Linked DNA regions of Mus musculus: regions 1, 3 and 4 are each linked to region 2. Evidence: chromatin loops called from intact Hi-C (ENCODE). Cell type or tissue: left cerebral cortex. All regions are shown on one strand.

Region 1 (5,000 bases), 51 kb after region 2:
AACACCAAGTTTTGGGGGGCAGAATAGTGTGATGGGGTGGGGGGGACTACCCTGGAATGCTGTTACTAACTTGACTTAGGAAAGGCTCTTTGCTCCATAGATCTGGGGTATTTTGATGAAGGACTCTGTACATGAAACAGAGAAGCTTGCTGGCAGGAGCAGCAAGGTGTTCTGACAGGGCAACCTGAATGTTGAATGTTGTCTGACTGCCTCTCCCTCTCGTGTTGGGTCTCCATTCCCATTAACCAGTTAGAATCATGACTGACATAGGAGTAGGTAAGAAATACATCTCAACATTTTTGCAAAAGGGAAACACATGAGATATGTATGCCAGGTCAAATGAAAATGTAACTTATAAAGGTTTTTATTTGCTGTTGACAGGATCTATTGGCCCTGCCCAGGGAAGACGTCATGCCCATTGCTGGGATGGGGCTTACTTGTCCTTCATAGCTCTTCCACAGCTCAAGTTCTCTGTGAAAGATCTGTGAAAGGATCTAGTCAAAAGCAATCAAACTCACACCTCCACAGGGCTAGTCAAAAGCAATCAAACTCACACCTCCACAGTGCTCTTTAACTCCCAGAGGGCCCTGGAGACTCAGCTTTCAGCTGAAAAACACCCGAGTAGGACAGCCCTTACTCACTGTTATTTGTAACCCTAAGGAGTTTTAGTCTTGAGGAATAATTATTCAAAGAAGAAACAGTAGCAACAGGGGTAGGCTTTTAGGCTTGACGAAGAGGTGGGGTTGTGGAATGAGCATCCAAACTTCTTATATATTAATTCCTTCAGGGTCCTAAGTGTCACTTTTAGTATTTTTCTTTTGATTAAGACTTCCATTTAAGCGCTGAGGAGTTGGCTCAACCAGTTTAAAGTACTTGTCTCCCAGGCCTGAGGGCCCAAATTCCATCTCCGGAACCCATATTATAAAAGGCTGGGTATGATATGCATTATTAATCCCGGTATTGGTATTGGAGAGGTAGAAAGAGGAGGACCCCAGGGCTTGCCTGCAAGTCAGCCTGGCCTGACGTAGACTTCAGTGAGAGACCCTGTATCATGTGGGGAAAGTTAATGGCTTTGATTCTCCTCCAGTCTTCACTCACATTGAACATGTACGTGTCCCAGTCCCACACTCACAAACACACATATATGCAGAAACCTTCCCTCCAGGTATTTGTGCCTATCTGTGAACCGTGATATAGTTACATTCCTAAGGTATTTAAAATATCTCCAGCTTTTGTCCTTTAGACCTTTCTGCCCATGTTTACAAGCCCTAAGAACAAACAATCAAAAGATAGTATGACTGTGATTTGCTATTTTCTGACAAAGCATCCTGGGTTCAGATTCTTAATATGGCTGAAGGTCTCTCATTACTGCTATGTGAGGCCAAAGCAATCTTTGGTGACTGAATGGTCCCAGAGAAGGAAACTTAGACCTCACTTTCTCATATTAACATTGCCTTTTAAGATAGCAAGATGGCTTCCCTACTACTTGATGCCTCATGGTATAAATGTTGGTTTTTACTTTGTGAGTATTTGCTATGTGCTTTTTAAAATCAGTAGTTTTCACAGTGAGCATTGTTCAGTTCTCGAACAGAAACCACAGTCTCAATTCAGCACTCACTCGAAGCATGGATGTCCAAGGTTGGGGGGAGGGGGCGTCTGTTAGGCAATTGAAATAGTCAGAGCCGATCTCGGCATCTCCGATCTCCGTGCCACTCGGCTCTGCAGAAAATCGTCATTTCACACTGAACTTCTTAATGATTTACTGAATGTGATAGTACCAGTCATGCACTTCTTTAAATGATGTAATTTTTGCATTCACCACCTGTCGCCACAAAACTTTTCAGCCATTTTCAAGAACATCCCTGTCTGGTCTGCAGAGGAAAAAAAACAGCAGAATAACAAATGTCCTGGTAAGCCCGTGTACCTGCATGAGCCTCCTGCTCCTGCTCAGAAACAGGTCAGAGCGGCCCTGGTGAATATTAGATTAAGGAGCAAATTGTCTTAGAAATGGGGTAATTGCATCTAAACTGCATAGTTTCAAGAGGTCTCTCATTTGGGCTTAAACAAGAGAACATCTGTTCTTTTCAGCTCAACTAGACAGGCTGTTCTTGTACCTGACACACACAAGCTATGGCTCAGCCAGCAAATCACAAAATGCACCGAGGATAAAGAAATAAAGCTGTCAAACTGACTGCACAAAACTGGCTATGCTTAGCATCCCCTGGAAAGCACTGCTGGGCACAAGGCAGCAGGACCGACTTCTGTGAAGACCGATATTCCATTCCAGTCCATCATACCATCCCAAGAGAGGCACACTTTAGACAGTCCCTCAGCTAGAACTCATGGGGGAGGGGTGAAGGATGCATACCCTGCGGCTACCTCAGGGGCGGGGCCGGACCTGGCTGAAACAAACTTTGTCTGTTGCAAGGCTGCTGAAGTCATGAAAGGAGTGATATACCTCATCTTATGCCTTTCTCATTTCTCCCTCCCTCCTTCCTCTCTCCTTTCCTTTCTCCTTCCCTGTCTTCTTTCCTCCTTCCCTCCCTCCCTCCCTCCTTCCTTCCCTCCCTCCCTCTCTCCTTCCTTCCTCCCTCTCTTCCTTCCTTCCTTCCTTCCTTCCTTCCTTCCTTCCCTCCCTCCCTCCTTCCTTCCTTCCCTCCCTCCTTCCTTCCCTCCCTCCCTCCTTCCGTCCTTCCCTCCCTCCTTCCTTTTCTGGTTTCCTTTATCAGTGAACATTTCAATCATTTTTTTATATTCATTAATTTATTTATCTATAGTGTGTGTGTGTGTGCGCGTGTGTGCCAATATATGCATGAAAGACAGGAAAACTTGTGGGAATTGATTCTCTTCTTCCTCTGTGTGGAACCAAGGCATTGAACTCAAGTCTTTAGGCTTGGCTTCCGGTGCCTTTACTTGACCATCTGAGGCATCTAACCAGTCCTTCATTCATTTCTGGATGAGTCAAATGTTGTTGTTTCACGAAACCAAGATAACAGGTTCAGCACAGAGCTTAAGAGCGTCGTCATGGAAACTGGTGGCAGATGGTCTAAAGCTGTTCACTGTGTGCGTAAGGGCATTTCCTGTTCCAGTGTCTGAAATATAACAGCATCATTCTTTACTATTCAGCTCCCATTTGTGCAGGGTGAGAAACCCTGGGTTTGGTTCCATGTAGGTCATGATTACACAGGATAAGGTTAAAGTTGTATGTTCAGGCATCTTGCCATGAGTGGGCATAATGGCCAGAATGGATGTGGATGTGTGTAGCATGTGGCCAGTCATGAGTATCATCTTCGCAGACCGTCCTTGTGTACAGGTCAGGGTCAGTACCTGAACGAAGGCACCTGGGGGAGAGAACCTGACAGTACACACTGAAGGAAGATGGGGACACATTCTGGTCCAGTGCATGTCCTCTGAGATGCAGCAAATCCCTTTCAACCCCTCTGGGCTTCTGACAACAGGGTGTGAGTATGGCCAAATCTCATCCCAAAAGTTCTGTTCCATTTAACAAGTGCCTAACATGACCAGGTTGGCACTTGGGTTAACGATAGAGCAGTCCCTACCACAAGGGGATGAGGAAAATAAATGGCTTTGATCTCCTACTTGGATTTTGAGGGAAGAACATGGAGATGTGGAGTTAATATGTCATTAATATTCTTCATTTATACATTTTTCCTTCCTTATTGGTTGTCTCTATTCTTCCAAGCACAAAGCTGAAAGATGCGAGTTCTGTCTTCTCCCACCTCCCTCCTAAGCAGGGTCTACATTTAGTCAAGGACCACAACTAGATTCAGTAGGTGGTTCTGCCAGAACCTGCCTCTGTTTTTACTGCCTCTCTAAATGCATCCTTAGATTGTGAAGAACCACATGAGGACCCAAGATGACTTGCAACACTTGAGATGGATCCTGGATTTTACAGTCACTCTGCTGTTCTTCTCTTATCTTCCTCAACCCCTGCATCTCTCCCTCCCTGCTTCCTTTCAACTCCAGGGAATCACTTGCTGAAGGTGCCACCCAGGCCCCACCACACAGCCTGTGGTTGTATTAGAAGCTCACTCTTTCTGAGCGTGTCTGGGGAGACTGTTCACACACCCCATGGCTGCCTGCATCCAACAGCCTAATTCACACACTCCATGGCCTCTGCTAGGACCCCACTGTTCATGAGCCAAGAAGTGCATGGAATGACTTTCAGGGGAAGAAACAAAATGTATTCATGCTTCTACCTGAGAATTCCACGTGCTTCTAAGGTGGAAGGAGAAGGGTTACCATCTTTCTGGCACAGATTTCTTTTCTCTTTCTTGATGGAGCTACACACTCTCTGGGCCTGAGGTTGGATAGGACTCAGGTGGATCCCATTCAAGGCAAAAGTAAACTTAGGCCAAATTTACACCTCAACACTCCAGGAGCCTTGCAGGTAGTGGGAACATTATCTCTGCTGACCTTCCTGGGACCATGAAGGCATACAGGGCCGTGGGATGAGAGGAGACACAGAAATTCAGTCTCTGCATACACAATGAGGCCACAGGAACGCAGAATGAAAATGGCGACACAGGAGAACTAGGTGCAGAAGGCCCTTGTGTAGGTGGCAGTATGCACTGCTCATAGAGAGACAGCCTGAGCTGCCTCGTGGCAGGTGGGTGGTTCACCAAAGCCACGGGAAGGAGGGCTCCATGCAGGATGCTGGTACAACTCCATCTTTGTTTTCACATCTTCTCCTTATGTGAAAATAGTCAATGCTGGCCGCGGCGCTGGATTTGACCCCCATTCTCCATGTGGCAATATTCAAGCCTACCTGCACCCCCTCCCATTCTCCTCTCTGCTGTTTTCATGGTGCACGGCAAATCTGTTGCTAGGCAGCTGTGCTCAGCCCTGTGACTGCTGGGAAGGAGATAGAAGATCACCCTCTGCACCTGTGCGATGTTTACTGTGAGCAAGAACACAGGAGCAAAGCCAGCATCCAGGCAAGTCCATGGAGGGAGCCAAATGCAGCCTTCATAAACCAG
Region 2 (5,000 bases):
AGCTCTCTAGAACATCTCTCCTCTACTCCTCAAAAACTGTATTTCATAGGATATGTGGAAAGCTGGGAGTTTCTGAGATTTAAAGCACCAAGCTTCTTAGATAAGCACACATTTGGTGTGATCGATTCTCTTGCATAAGAACGGTCAGACCAGATGACTGTGCAGACGGCTGAAGATGCAACTGAAGCAGAGATTGGTGATCTAAATGGGACCTGTCACTCTGCCCTGTGACTGCAGCAAAGAGAACTGGATGGGGAGAAACCTTCCAGCTGGCAAAGGGAGGATGCATTCAGCATGTGTCTCAGTCAGGGTTTCTATTCCTGCACAAAACATCATGACCAAGAATCAAGGTGTGGAGGAAAGGGTTTATTCAGCTTATACTTCCCACATTGCTGCTGTACATCAGCAAAGGAAGTCAGGACTGGAGCTCAAGCAGGTCAGGAAGCAGGAGCTGAGGCAGAGGCCATGGAGGGATGTTACTTACTGGCTTGCTTCCCCCTGGTTTGCTCAGCTTGCTTTCTTATAGAACCCAGGACTACCAGCCCACGGATGGCACTACCCACAATGGGCCCTCTCCTCTTGATCACTAATTGAGAAAATGCCCCACAGCTGGATCTCATGGAGGCATTTCCTCAGCTGAAGCTCCTTTCTCTGTGCTAAATCCAGCTGTGTCAAGTTGACACAGAAAACCAGCCAGAACATGTGAGCCTCACAGTAAAACCTTCACCTGTGGGGACCAGCTGGCCTGTCCCCTCGCCTTACCTCACCAAAGCTCTGCCTGTCCATCAGAGCCTCACTAGGGAGCTTGCTTCTTTCCTGGAGTACAAATCTCCAGCAGGGGTTCTGGAAGAGAAGCTCTTTCTGTGAAACTGTTAAGTCTGCATATGATGTATCCCTGCTGAGGAAAGAACATTTATGTTTGCCACTTCCATTTTAATTATGAAAAGATAGAGATGTTTATGAAAATAGCCAGTAGAGAAGGGAATTTGAAATTTTAAGTTATTCTACTTTGTTTCAAAAATATATCTTGTTGTGTTTCCTCAACTTAAAATGTCGAATTCCCTGAAAACTGAGGTTATTTTGTTACTAGGAAATAGTAGCTGCTATAAAATTATTAGACTTTAGCATGAAGTGTTTACCTTAAGTGCACAAAAGAGAAATGTCCCTTCTCCTGAAATGGAACCACTAGAAAATATTAGTTTAGTTATAGGATTGCTCAGAGAGCACATGGGGGAGAAAAGGGGCTCTGGAGACTGACCAGCTTGGTCCTGCAGGAGGTAGGCTGGAGGCAAAGCAGAGATGGGGCTGATGGAGCTGAAGGGAGTCAGGAAGAATGATGTGGGCAAGGCAGGTGTAAGGGCCAGTTCCTGCAGACACTGGGGTTAGGCTCAATTCTCAACAGCTGTGTTCCTGGAACCCACCCTCCTCCTCCAGTGACACCCGGCAGACATCTTCCCCTTTGGGCACATTCTCCCAGTCTTGGGCTTTGGCCTCTCCTGACCGCTTTTCAATGAGGTTGGTGTGATCCAAGCACTGTGTGTGAGGTGGGGAGATGGTGGAGGAATATATAAACATTTTAAGATAAAGCAAAAGCTTAAGGGAGGGGCTGTATGAGGGGGAACAGGGAGGAGGCAGGGACTGTGATTGGCATGTAAAATCAATCAATAAATTAATTAATGGAAGAAGAAATAATAAAAGACCTATGACTAAAAGATAACATTCTGTTTTCTCTGGAAAGAGAGTAATTGGAGGGTATATTCCAATTTAAATACACTATTTGTGTCATAAAGCCCTTACTCTGGATATAATTAGTAGAGGAAATCTATGTCTACTTTCACCTATAACCAATAGGTAACCAGAAGCAGGGGACACAGGAGCCCCACTCCTCTCCCTGGGAGCCCACAGCAGAAAGGCATTTCTCTCCAGTTGTCCTCAAGAGCCTGATCCATCTTCCTTTTAGAAGTGGTTTTCCTTTTTTTGAGTGCTCGAGACTTGTTTGCATGTTGGCACTGTGGTTACATTTGTTGTATTTAACATGCCCACCTCATGCTGAACATTGGGACAATATGACCTCACAAGTGACTGAGCGAAGCTGTCTTCCAGGGCAAGATCCATGAGTCATGCAAATGGAAGACTTAGTCTGAATGTCCCCATCTGTGTGCAACTGGGGGTGGGGTGGGGGCTGTAGCATTAGCAGGTGGCTCTGCATAGCAGACTGTGTTATCTACTGTATTGTTTTCTTCCCTGAACAGCTCTGTGTCAACCTGACCAACGAAAAGATGCACCACTATATCCAAGAGGTGCTTTTCCTACAAGAGCAAACAGAGTGTGTACAAGAGGGAGTTGCCATGGAAACTGCCTGTTCTCCTGGTAACCAGGCTGGAGTTTTGGATTTCTTCTTCCAGGTACTTACATAACATAATTAGAAACTTAACAGGATGCCTGCATTCAGGTGCCCCGGAGAGAGAGAATTTTCTTTTTGAAGGTCTTGTTTGTGAGGTATCCTTGTATATGAGATTCTGCAATGCCTTCATAATCCCCCAATAGATTTTTTGAGAAGCACAAATTATCCTTGCCTGAAGGGGCGTTGGAAAGCTCACAACTTCATTGAAAGGACAAGAAACATCAGAACTTGCTCATATAAGGATATTCACCATTTTACTTATCAAACCTAAAGGTCTCATTAGCCGATTACATGAGGCCAAAGCACAAAATGAGTTCTGTAATCTGATATAGGCCGAGAGACCATGAAATACATTGTTTGTTGTGCATTGGTCCTTAAAGGTCCTAAAATTTAAATTTTGAAATGTTGGCAGAAAAATATATGTGTATATATAAAGTTTGATTTTGAGTTGATCTTTAATTAAAATTCGGCCTAATTGCATCAGCATATGTTTATATCCATATTTATTGTTTCTGTGTACATTGAAAAGCTTTTGACTCATTATCTTTATTGTATCTATAAATTCTATAATTCTATTATTATGTAAGGCAGCAAGATATCTTAGTGGTAAAGGCACCTATCATCCTGGACATACCTGAAGGAAGGAAACAGCCAACTCTTGCAAGTCACCCTCAGACCTGCATATGAATGCCCTGGTGTGCAAACAGGTGGACAGGCACATGTACACACACTTGAACACACACAGAGACACACACATGGTAGGGGGAGATAATAAATATATGTGAGAGCATGTTTTATCAAGCATGTCAACAGTAACTTCTGTTTCCTATTATAGGATGCTGTTTGAAGTCACCCATCACTTCTAAATGCTTGACTAGTATTTCAAATAGGCACCATCTAGGTTTTTTTGAAAGCTTGTAGTAGCACTTTCCACCTTCTGTCTCTACAATTGTATATTTCTCTAAAACCATTTGTGTTTTCCTAACACTGTAGCAGAGGGATCTAATTCCTGCTACCCAGTTGTCAGGATAAGAGTTATATATGAGAGATCCAAGGTGGCAGAGTGCATCCGTGGGCAATCATAGACATGTGTTAAAAGTCAAGGCACTCCCATTCTGGTTAGCTGTGTGAATATAATAAAATTGGAGAGCGTATGTCAAGGATGCCAAGTGGAGCAACAGAAGAAAACGTTTGACCTTTGCTGACTTTCAGAAACCATCAGGATTCTTCTCCTTACTGGATGAGGAGAGTCAAGTGATTTGGTCAGGGGAGCCAAACCTCCCCAGAAAGCTGCAGGGTCTCCTGGAATCCTCAAACACAAATGCAGTCTACTCCCCTGTGAAGGACGGCAATGGAAATGTTGCTTTCAAAGGTCAAGGTGCGGCCTTCACTGTCATGCACTACGCAGGAAGGGTGAGTGGACGGCGACGGCCCACAAGGTGTGCCCTGTGGACTGATGCACCAAAGGGGAGGGAGTGTCAGAGCACATGGTTCCAGGATGTGTTACTATTCCACATTCAAAGGCCACATGAACAGCCTGCAGTCATTAAAGTTTGCAGATTGCTTGCCTTCGCTTTGAGTGTGAGTTCATATCCCAGAGCAGTGTGTGCTGAGCAGGGGAGTTATCTCACTGTGTGTGGAGACTTCAATTAGCGTGAGTGGAAGAGCCTTGGGCTTATCATAAATAGCTTTACTCCACATTTTGGGGATAGGTTTCTTATATAAACTTTGGGTTTCTGAATATGCTTGGCCTGAATGTGAGCTTAGTATTGTTGTCTTTCTCTTAGAGCCTAAGAAAGCAAGCCCTCCAACTTTCCCAGTGTTTTAGTTGGGTTTGTAAAACTGGTTTCTCCATTCAGAGTCTAATCCACGCCTGTAGGGGTGTCCCCACACTTCTTTGCCATCTAATGTTAGAATGCTCCAAGTGAGTGCACCTTTGCCCCGTGATTTACCCGCCATAACTCTCTGACATAAGTCATCTCTTCAGGATGGGTGTTCTAATCCTCATAGTTGTCTTGGGTCCTTTTCACTCTCATAAACTCCTTTTCCAGGTAGAGTAGAAACATCCTTCCAGCCTACTTAACAACACATTTACCACCTCTCAATTAAATGATCTCTGTTCTTCTCTACTCAACTCTTGTTTATTATTGATGCCTTCTACTTTAGGATTATAAACACACACACAGAGGCAGACACATACATGCACACAGACACAGGCAGACACACACACACAGGCAATCACACATACATATACACACAGGCAGACACATACATGCACACAGACATAGGCAGACACACACAAAGACAACCACACACACAAAGAGAGACACAGAGAGACACACACACAGACACACTCACACCCACACCTTGAGCTACCACTTAGTGAAAATGAGGGACTTGTGAAGTATCCCATTTGATCTCTTCCCATGTTTACTGAGATGCTGCTGTCCATCAAAAGAGATGAGCTGGGAATAGCACACAGCTAACAGTCAGATGACAGCAGAAGTAACAAACTTAATATTCTAGAGCTGTCAGCATAATGCTATGTAAGGATGCAATTATTTTGCTCATAAAAGTATATAGACTTCTCCAGAGG
Region 3 (5,000 bases), 71 kb after region 2:
GTTCCAGCCCTGACTTCCTTTGGTGATGAACAGCAATGTGGAAGTGTAAGCTGAATAAATCCTTTTCTCTCCAACTTGCTTCTTGGTCAGGATGTTTTATGCAGGAATAGAAACCCTGACTAAGAGAGGAAGCTAGTGATGTGATTTGACTTATGCTTTCGATGTGTTTATGTGGCAACAAGAATAGATCTGAGACACCAGCAAGCAGAGCAGTGCTTGTGCCATAGGCCAGTGGAGGAACAGCAGAGGTTGGGAAGAAGGGGCAGGTATGGGAGTACAGGGAGCAAGAGGCCGCATTCTACACCTGTAATATGCACACTTATAAAGTTACAGGCATAAGATGGAGTCCTGAATATCAGCATATCAGTGGAGTTCAGGAACATGCGTGGACCTTAACAAGTGTAAACTGGGTTTAAAAAAGAAATCACAAGTGACACCCCAAAAGACAGCAGAGACTATGATAACTCAAAAAAAAAAAAAAGTCACAATTAACATGCAACCTGATATGTTGAAGGGAAATAAGAAAACAATGTAAAGCTGGGTGTGGTGGCACACACCTTTAATCCCAGCACTTGGGAGGCAGAGGCAGACGGATTTCTGAGTTTGAGGCCAGCCTGGTCTACAAAGTGAGTTCTAGGACAGCCAGGGCTATACAGAGAAACCCTGTCTCGAAAAAAAATGTAAATAGTTTTGAATCTCTAAAATTGTGGTGAACAATATAAGGTCAGAGGCCAGGAAGAAGTGCCAATGATATTTGTATTTTTAGAAAATGAGCCAAGCATCAGAACCCAGTGTGGCAGAACCATGGCAGATACTGAGAACAGGTTCACATGGGTGTACACATAGCCCAGTGATGGCAGTGGTTTTAGTGCTGCCCCCACTGGGGCACCAGCCAAGTGACTATGGTGGCTTTAGTATTGTCCCCACTGGGGCGCCATACTAGCTTCTTTTGACCATGGCTCACACCTTCCTCCGGGGAGGTGAACATTACCCATGCCATTTAAGCCTGTGTTTGGAAAGTCAAACATGCTCCCCAAAAAACACTGGATCTAGTGCACTGTCCTCTGCTGTTTGGGGTGCATGGTCTTGCCTGGCTCCTGTTGGTCTATGCCTTTAGGAATGGGATACCTTCATGAGCATTCTTGCTATATTGATACAATTTACATAATGAAATAATAATAAATAGGCTCACAAGGTGACTAATCCACTAGTGGGCTCAAAACAGTAGTTCAGTTCATCACTGCCTGTTCTGCAGACTATTCTGTCCTAGGTGAGAGCAACTAATTTGGTCTAACACATAATCACATGTAATTCAAGCCAAACTATCTTCTTCAGATACCACACTATATACTACCCTGTCAGAAGTGTGTAGTTGTGATTATCTTTTCTACGTTGGAGTGAAACTTCAAGAGCAATCTATTTATAACAAAGAGAGCTTGCGTTTTGTATAAATTTATCCTTGAGCATGTTTCAAAGTACATTCAGACATTCAAAACCAGACTGTACATAAAAACATTTCTGTTTAGTAGGTTTCCAAAGCTACAAAATGTAATATGTTGAGCTTTTCATAGTATAATTAATATATATTCATATGTATTATGAAAATAGTGGCTGTCCTTCAATAGAGCCAAGCAAAGCATTAAGGAAGAAAACCATGAGAATTCAGCCTGGAGAGAAGAGAGTTGAGAACAGTTGCTTGTCTAAGCATCTGCAAGCTATTGACCACATTCTACTTATCAGGTGGTCCTAGAAATGACCACAAAACAGTGGATTTGTGCATGCATGAGTGTGTGTGGGGGGGTATATAGGTGAGAAATGGTGGATGACTATGTAGGACAGCTGGGAAGATTTTACAAGCAAAGTACCCTTGTGCTACAGGGGAAAGAAAGCCAGAAAAAACTGAAATGGGAACATTGGGATGTTCGCAGTGCCCAATGAGTTGTAAGGTTTAGAGAGAGACAGGTACCAGCACACAGTGTGGACTCTTTATGGCACACGAAAAGGTCTTGGCTTTGGAGAACGTTTCTGATGGGAAGAGTTGACCTGGTGGGCACAGAAACTGCTTTGCATAGTAAAAATAGAACAGTATTTTACAGGAGCACAATGACATTCTCAGATCTGCAGGAAAAATAACAAACCCAACTGGGGGCCTCTGCAGACAGAGGGAGATGGAGAAGAGAGAGCCTACTGTTTGCATCAGCACAGAGGAGCAATATGTTTAAGCCAGGATCAAGTTGACATTGATGGGGCCTTCAGACGATACCAGGACACTTTCTGGAATCTTAACATCTCAGTAAAAGCAGATGACCACTTTTAATGCAACTGTATTTTGATCATATCACAAACATAAAGCAGTTATTAAAATAGTGGATAGTTTTAGATCAAGGAAAATTAGAAGCTTTAAAGGTTGGGTAGGATTGTCAATAATGAAAATTAAATGTTTTGTTTGAAGCAAAGAAACTCATCTCCAATAAGGTATTTCTCATTAAAATATAATCTATACAAATAGCATACTTCAATTATTATAGACATTGAAATAAAGAGATGTTACTGAACACAATGCTCACAAAAGCAGTGAATCACTCACTAAGGACCATGTGTCTAAGCATCCGCCCCTGCTGGTATATAAAGATTCCTCGCATCAGCTTTCTGCTTCAGAGAGTGAGTAGGAAGCTGAAATGACAGTAATAGCCTCTCTCTCTCAGGAGGAAAAAGGGCTCTCTCTTAGAAAGAAAGAACCATGCTGCCGAGGGCTCTGAAGGCAAATCCAAGGGTTTACATGTTGGATTGCTGCCTACCTGGAGCCACCAAAGTTTCCAAGAGATGAGTAAGTTCAAAGTAGTATTCAAGAGCATTCAAGAGTATTAAAAAAAGGTAGTATTCAAGTTGACTCCAAGAACAGGCTGGGAATTGGGACAGACTTAGGTGGAGGACTTGGGTCACAGTCATCCCCTGCTAGAAAGAACGGCCCTGGGAATGTGAGATGTGTTGTCTTTGTTCTTGAACCACATTATACATGTTCTATAAATAGAATAAAACACATAGTTTAAACACCTATGAAATAGTTAATAGTTTTCAATGAATTATTTAAGTCATCGAACTTTTCTAACTATCAGCCATTAAACAGGACCTAGAGGAAAGCTGTAGATGAGCTTGGTTACACCTTGTGCTTCTGTCTTCGGGAATAAGTTGTTGATGGTGTGTCTGCTAGACCTAGAAAGGAGCAGCCTGCGTGCATGGATGGAAACTGTGTGGGAGAAATGACGTGTGTGTATATATCTTGGGATGGAGGTTCTTCAGGGACATCCGTAACGTGGTCCTTTCACTCACTGAGGTGGGCGTATAGGAGATGAACTCAATGCCAGAAGAGGAAAATGTAGGAGACTCCTGTCTAGAAACGTGAAATACACTGTGAACCTTTGGCAACAAGTCCCCTAGGCCTGGACTCTGCCATTCCAACAACCTGTAGATGTAAGAGTCACCTGTGAAAAGCTTAGAGTAAAGGAGTCATCAGGAGTACAGACGTGTGAGAACGATGAGGATACAGAATCTAGGACAAAGACCATGGCCAACACTGACATGGGGGTGGCAGACAGAGGACGGGGTCAAGGAGCCTGTGGCAGAAGGAGAGCTTCAAGAGTGACCTAGAAGCTGACAACAGAGCACATAGCATTCGGTTAGCAGACCCACATCATGGCAACCTCCAGCTGATAGAGACATGAAGTCACAGGCTCCATCCCAACCTGTAGATCCACACCCACCTGGATGAATAAGCAGACTGAAACTTTGGACCGTGGTTTAGTGGTTTACCCTGGAGCCCAGAAAGCCCAGATTAATCACCTCTCTGCCACCAGTTCTGTCCATCATCCGTCTCCTCCTCTCCTAGACCATGTGAAATACAGAAGTTCAACTAGATGAGGTCTGCTGGCTGAGCCTGCATGATGTATGGACAGTCCCTCTTGTGGTCTGTATACAGTGGCTCCTATTATCCCCTCTGGAGACACATTTCCCTTCATAGTGTCATTTATAAACAACTTTCCCATTCCACCTGTGTGTAGCCAGAACCCTTCCTGCATCCTTTAACTCACACACCCTTTCTCTTGGTCAAGCAGAGACACAGGAACCTAACATTCTTCTTTAACTTACCCACAGAAGAAGCGGTTATTCACTGTGTTGTCAAGTGCAGGAAGTGAGTTAAATTGGTTCACGTTGGGATTCAGACAATGGATTTGTCTTTTTCATTTCCTTTTTTTATTAGATATTTTCTTTATTTACATTTCAAATGTTATCCCCTTATGTGGTTTCCCCTCCAAAAACCGCCCTATCCTATCTCCTGTTCCCCTGCTCACCAACCCACCCACTCCCACTTCCCTGTCCTGGTACGATTTGTCTTTTTCAAGTTCACAGGAATGCATGAACATTCAAAGGATGATACTGCTTCCTATACTGTAAGACTAGCTCCATGCTCATCTTTCTTTACTTCATCATGGCAGAGAAAAGCGTGACTCACATGAATTGTCCCAGTTATTTATTTTACATTTTTTCTAGTTATATATTTTCCCTCATTAGATTTATTACAAAGAACTGCCAGAAACACACAGTGCTCCTAAAATTGCCCTCAAAGAACAAGGAGAGTTTCACAAGATCCCTCGTTACCTCCATTCTAATACAGCCCCCATACCACCCACACCACTGTTCCTGTGTTTGTCTGCCTCCACAGCCCACATTTCTGAAAAAGTTCCTGAGAACTGGAACAATAATGGGAGCTTTGGAAGTCATCAATGACAATCTTGTTTAATCCTCTAAAATCTGTCACTTCAAAGCAAAAATATCCTAATGTCTTCCTGAGGAGCCTCCTGATGGTGTGACTCACAGACGTCTTGCTCTTACAGCGGTCAGAGCGACGTGAGCATTTTTGTCTCAGATAAAAACACTGTGACTCCAAACCCTCTTTGTGACTAGCTAGTGAGAAATAGCCGTGCAGGGGAGGTGGGACCAGG
Region 4 (5,000 bases), 64 kb after region 2:
CTTCTGGTGTGTCTGAAGATAGCTACAGGGAATTTACATATAACAATAAATAAATCAGAAAGAAAGAAAGAAAGAAAGAAAGAAAGAAAGAAAGAAAGAAAGAAAGAAAGAAAAATGTACTGCTGCTACAAGAGGTTCCACCATTGATTCTATTCTGGGCTGTGAATCAGTTCAGAAATTAAGTAGCATTTAGTAAGGGGCTGCATGACAGAGGAGCCAGGACAGCAATGGGCAACTTCTGCACCTGAAGCATGGCTCCCACACTGCGAAGGCACAGAGCAGTGACATTCAGCATTGGACACTAACTGGTCAATGTTAAATTAATGCTTATTTCCCCACATCATTACAAGGAGCACTAGAGAGCAGACGAGTCGAGTCACTTTTACATCCCAGGAACCCATGCAAGGGGTTAGCTAGGAATTCAACTCTCTTTACTATAATATCACTTTTTATTTTAAAGTTTATGTGCATTATGTGTGCCTAATTGCACATGCCACTGAGCTGCAGAGGCCAGGAGGACGTGTCAGGTCAGAGCTACCTGCAGTTGAGTGTCACCTGATGTGAGCACTGGGAGACACACCTCTGTGTCCACTATAAAAGTACCAGGCACTCTGAACCACTGAGCCATCCCTCCAGCCCCTATGAGTTTTTACTGTCACTCAAGTGATACGGTGGCTTTTGCCATTTGTCCTTAACATCGATCAGACCTGGCACAGTCAACCATAAGTCTTCAGAGCGGGATGGCAGCTTCATGGTTCCTGTGTCTGCTTTCTCACAGAAGCACATGAGCACCCAAGCCTCCTCCTGATTAGAGGCGTCAGATCTTGGGAGCTGTTAGGGTTTTTTTTTTCCCCATTGAGAGAGAAATGGAGGAAGAAGGTGAAGATAGAGTGAGGATGGATAGAAGTGGGTGAGGGGGTGTGTGAAGTTAGGTGAGGACAAACACATGGCTTGTTCAATGTCATTGGATGGTTGTCAGGACATGGGGAGTTTGGGGCGAATAGCCAGTCCGCTTCGTCTGTGTGTTGTGAGGTGACCACTCAGCACTTTCTCCATTTTATTGACTTTTAGCCTAATAGCCTCTCTGTGGAGAAGAAGAAAGTAACCACAGTGTAGAAGTGAGGATGCTGGTCCCCAGAGATTGGCTGCTGTATCAGCATCTTTCCTGAATCAGGGGATCTAGTTCCTATTCACCTCACCTTCGCTGAAATCAACCTAGAGTCTGCCTCAACCTTCTTCTTGCATTTGGCTTGATATCTGCTTTACATGACAGCCCTGCGAAGTCATTTTGTCCAGGCTTCAGAACTTGAAAGGGACAGATTGTGCTTCATTATAGAGCTTTGATCTCAGGTACTTCCATATTCCTATATCATTGAGCAGTCTACCCCTTGCAGCCAGTGTCTTTCTGTGTTTTAGTTCACTGGGCAGACGAGGGAAGACCTAGTACCACTTCCTGTTGCAGGCTGGCTCTGAAGGCGTCCTCTGTGCCCAGAGCATCATCCATGCAGTAGCACTCAGCTTTTACCTGAGCATTCCAATTGGACCTAGGATCACAGTTCTGAGAATAAGAAACTATCATTGATACGCGCTGGGTACTTCATGTAGACATGCAACTGTGAATTGTCAAATTGAGTCACAACAGAAAACTAGTACTTGTTATGTCTTAGAGGGGAGCCAAGTGGGATTTTGCTATGTCTATGCTTATAAGAAATATATTGATCCATCAAGTCTGTGCTGGAAAATGACCACACAATGCATAAAGTAGCCTATGTGCAGGTTAGGCATAAAATATTCCAAATAAGGCCAGATTTTGCTGAGAATCTCTGTAAAAGCTATAGGTGGCTTCACGGGTCCTGACTTTCCCATCTGTACTTCCCATTGTGACTCTCACACATGCATCCTCTTACTGCGACAGATGAGCTCAGCTTTCTTTTACAGCTTGAGCTGGTAAATACCGGTTCTGGCAAATTCCCACACGGTACTGTCCTCTGAATACTCAGAATCACTACCCTTACATAATGTGGCTTTATTTCAAAGAAAGAGGAAGAAAATCAGGACATAGTGGGAGGAAACCTTCTTGTTGGTGGTTTCCTATTCATGTTTAACACAGAACATCATGTTTAAAACACCAGGAACTGGGGGCTGAGAGACAGCTCATCGGTTAAGAGCACTTGCTGCTTTCCAGAGGATTTGGTTTCAAGTCCCCTCACCCACAGGGCAGCTCATGAACGTCTCTAACTCCATTTTCAGGCATCCAGTGTCTTCCTCTCATCCCTGTGGGAGTCAGACAAGCCAGTGGTACCCAGACTCATATGCAGGCAAATGCTAAGGACATTAAATAAATAATAAAGTCAAATACATATACATACGCATACACAAACACACACTATATATATACATGTGTGTATATATATGTGTGTGTATATATATGTATATATAAACTATGGAGCCACAATATCTAAGAGCACTTGCTGCTCTTGCAGAAGAATCAGGTTTATCTTCTAACACCTACATCAGGCAGAACACAGGCTCCTATAACTCCAGCTCCAGGGCCTCTGACACACTCTTTAAGTTTCCATGGGCACTGCCCATGTGTGGTGTACCAAACATACATACATACATACACACACACACACACACACACACACACACACACACTCAGGGCACATATACACACATAAAATAACTCTTAAATATTTGTGTGTGTATATATATGCATGCATGTGTGTGTGTGTGTGTGTGTGTGTGTGTGTGTGTGTGTGTGTGTGTAGCTAGTCAGAGACACACCCTTATTTGCAAGGCAGACTGTGAGTACCAGTGTCTTTGCTAAGAGGAATGGAAGTTAGTAGAAATAGTCTTTGAGTAGAATCTTCATGACTGTCTCCAAACTTTGTTTTCTTCTCACAAGATGTATTTTTCTTTACTAAACAGAGTTCATGAATTGCTTATTTGTGTGAGAGGTAAATGCAAATAGACTTAGGTCATAGTTTTAAACCAGACATTGAACCATCCATGATTTGAAATATAATTATTTATTATTGCATTTTATTTGTTGCAATATGTTCACTTTTCATTCAGTGTTACTTTGAGATAAATTTGATGTAACCAAATAGATATACACCTCTGGGAGATGCCCCACCAGCAGACATTAGCCCCCCCCCCCCAGGAATAATCTTGTTTTCCTTGCTCTTTCATTTCTGTAAAATGAAAACCTCTGAAACTAATTCTAAGTGACAAAATAAGCGGTATAATCTGATTTTCACACATTTTATATGCATCAACTGGTTATAGGGTGCTTTCTTCTGTGTTGTTATTTGAATGCTATATTCATTTCTCTGCCATCTGGAGGGATGGAGGGTGGAGAAGCAGATCTGTTGGAGTGTTCTGGGATGCCAGGCACTGCAGAACAGGCACTGAGAGCCACAGGGAGTCGGGTTGGGCGTGGCCTTGTTCCCTCTCAGAACACTGTCAAACAAACAGACATGAAGGGAATGTTTTTCTGCTGATTTCTGCCAGTTTGGGTGGAAGAAAGGAGGGAAGAAGAGGGACATCCACTGCAGCCTTGGAAATAGGTCCCGGGATGTTGTTCCCAGAGGCAGTAATGATTTTAGAGTCCAACCTCAGAGGCACTGTGTCATCTAGTGATTGGAAAATAAATTGGAGACAGGATGCTCCTGAGGTCCCTCTGCAATATCGTGCAGACTGAAACAAGAAGTGCAATGGGAACTTCACCTTCATCTCAACTGCCTGTGCATGGGACATCATTCTGTGTGTGTGTGTGTGTGTGTGTGTGTGTGTGTGTGTGTGTGTCTGTCTGTCTGTCTGTCTGTCTGTCTGTCTGTCGAGGGTGTGTTTGAGAGTGTGTGTGTGTCTGTCTGTCTCTCTTTCTCTGTACATCTGTAAGATAGGGAGAGACACAGAGAGACAGAGACTGAGAAACTACAAGAAGCAATAAAGTTCATTCATAGAAACTAAATCCTTAAGTCATTTTAAAATGTTTACTATAACATTAATATTTTAGGAATTTCAAATATATATACATATATATATATGTACATACACACATATATACATATATATACATATAAAACATATTTGATCATACTCACACAAATTTCTCCTCCCTGACTCTCTCAGATACCACCAATTCTCCCAGACCTCACCCTAATCAAACTTTTTGTCCATTGATTTCAGCTTGCTATAACCATATCCTTATGTGTTTAGGGCCGAACCCTTAAGGAAAGCAGTGTTCCATCTCCAGAGGCCATTGACAGTTGACCTCTCAGATATGAGGGTTCTTGTGCCATGCTGGCATGGTGACTGGCTTGGTGACTAGCTTGGTATTGTGCACGTATTGTATAGGCAACCACAGCTGCGTGAGTTTTTGAGTACTATCATGCTCAGGAGACATATGACTCTCACAGTACTCTCTCTTCTTCTTCTTCTATGATGGTCCCTAAGCCTCAGGCAGGGGCGTGGTCCGAAAAGGGCATGACCAGAGACATGTGATCCAGAAAGTGTGACCCAGAGAGGCATGGTCTAGAGGGGTGTAATCTAGACGGGTGTTATGCAGAAGGATATGATCCAGAGGGGCGTGGTCCAGGGGGGTGTGATCCAGGGGGTGTGATCTAGAGAGGTGTTATCCAAAAGGGTGTGGTCCAGAAAGGTGTTATCCAGAGGGGCAGGCATGGTCCACAGGGGCATGGCCTCAGGGACGTGGTCTGGAGGGGCGTGGCTGAGCTGCAGTGACTTTGTGTTAACCACTGCTCACTGCACAAAGACTTCTCTGATGGGGATTGAGCACACATTTCCACCTGTGCGTGTTCACTAACCACAACAAAACACTTCTACAGTCATCCTTTCTCTGTCACCGACTTCTTAACGCGATTTTGACAGAATGGCCCACATTTCATCTGTGTCTGAGATACATGATTCCAAAGTCTTCACCGGAGCTGTGCTGAGAACAGCAAGAGGAGCATTTACCATAGCATTAAATAGAA

The links. Peaks named below come from ENCODE experiments on the same cell type or tissue, not always from the same donor. Only the 100,000 strongest peaks of a DNase experiment are listed, where the experiment ranks them.
Region 1: it touches region 2 in a loop (4-fold over the local background); 3 of 42 quality-filtered maps call a loop at or near these places.
Region 3: a loop joins it to region 2, with 5 times the contacts of the local background. A loop is called at or near these places in 3 of 42 quality-filtered maps.
Region 4: it touches region 2 in a loop (5-fold over the local background); 4 of 42 quality-filtered maps call a loop at or near these places.

The regions. Positions count from the first base shown.
Region 1 is chr8:10,523,767-10,528,766 of GRCm38, forward strand. All of the region lies in intron 27 of Myo16 (myosin XVI), which reads left to right. Among named protein-coding and RNA genes, the nearest start is that of Gm51561, 96 kb to the left of the region's middle. In left cerebral cortex, no CTCF peak of the experiment used is centred here; DNase peaks (open chromatin) are centred at 2,096, 3,052, 3,943, 4,667 and 1 more place; H3K27ac peaks cover 2,192 bases.
Region 2 is chr8:10,472,372-10,477,371 of GRCm38, forward strand. Myo16 (myosin XVI) reads left to right here. Exons shown (of 35, transcript NM_001319151.1): 22 at 2,253-2,405; 23 at 3,617-3,817. Among named protein-coding and RNA genes, the nearest start is that of Gm51561, 45 kb to the left of the region's middle. In left cerebral cortex, a CTCF peak has its summit at 2,562; DNase peaks (open chromatin) are centred at 231, 739 and 2,312; H3K27ac peaks cover 2,759 bases.
Region 3 is chr8:10,543,423-10,548,422 of GRCm38, forward strand. All of the region lies in intron 28 of Myo16 (myosin XVI), which reads left to right. Among named protein-coding and RNA genes, the nearest start is that of Gm51561, 120 kb to the left of the region's middle. In left cerebral cortex, a CTCF peak has its summit at 2,629; DNase peaks (open chromatin) are centred at 1,255, 1,844, 2,676, 3,281 and 2 more places; H3K27ac peaks cover 3,582 bases.
Region 4 is chr8:10,536,484-10,541,483 of GRCm38, forward strand. All of the region lies in intron 28 of Myo16 (myosin XVI), which reads left to right. Among named protein-coding and RNA genes, the nearest start is that of Gm51561, 110 kb to the left of the region's middle. In left cerebral cortex, no CTCF peak of the experiment used is centred here; DNase peaks (open chromatin) are centred at 2,050 and 3,379; H3K27ac peaks cover 1,199 bases.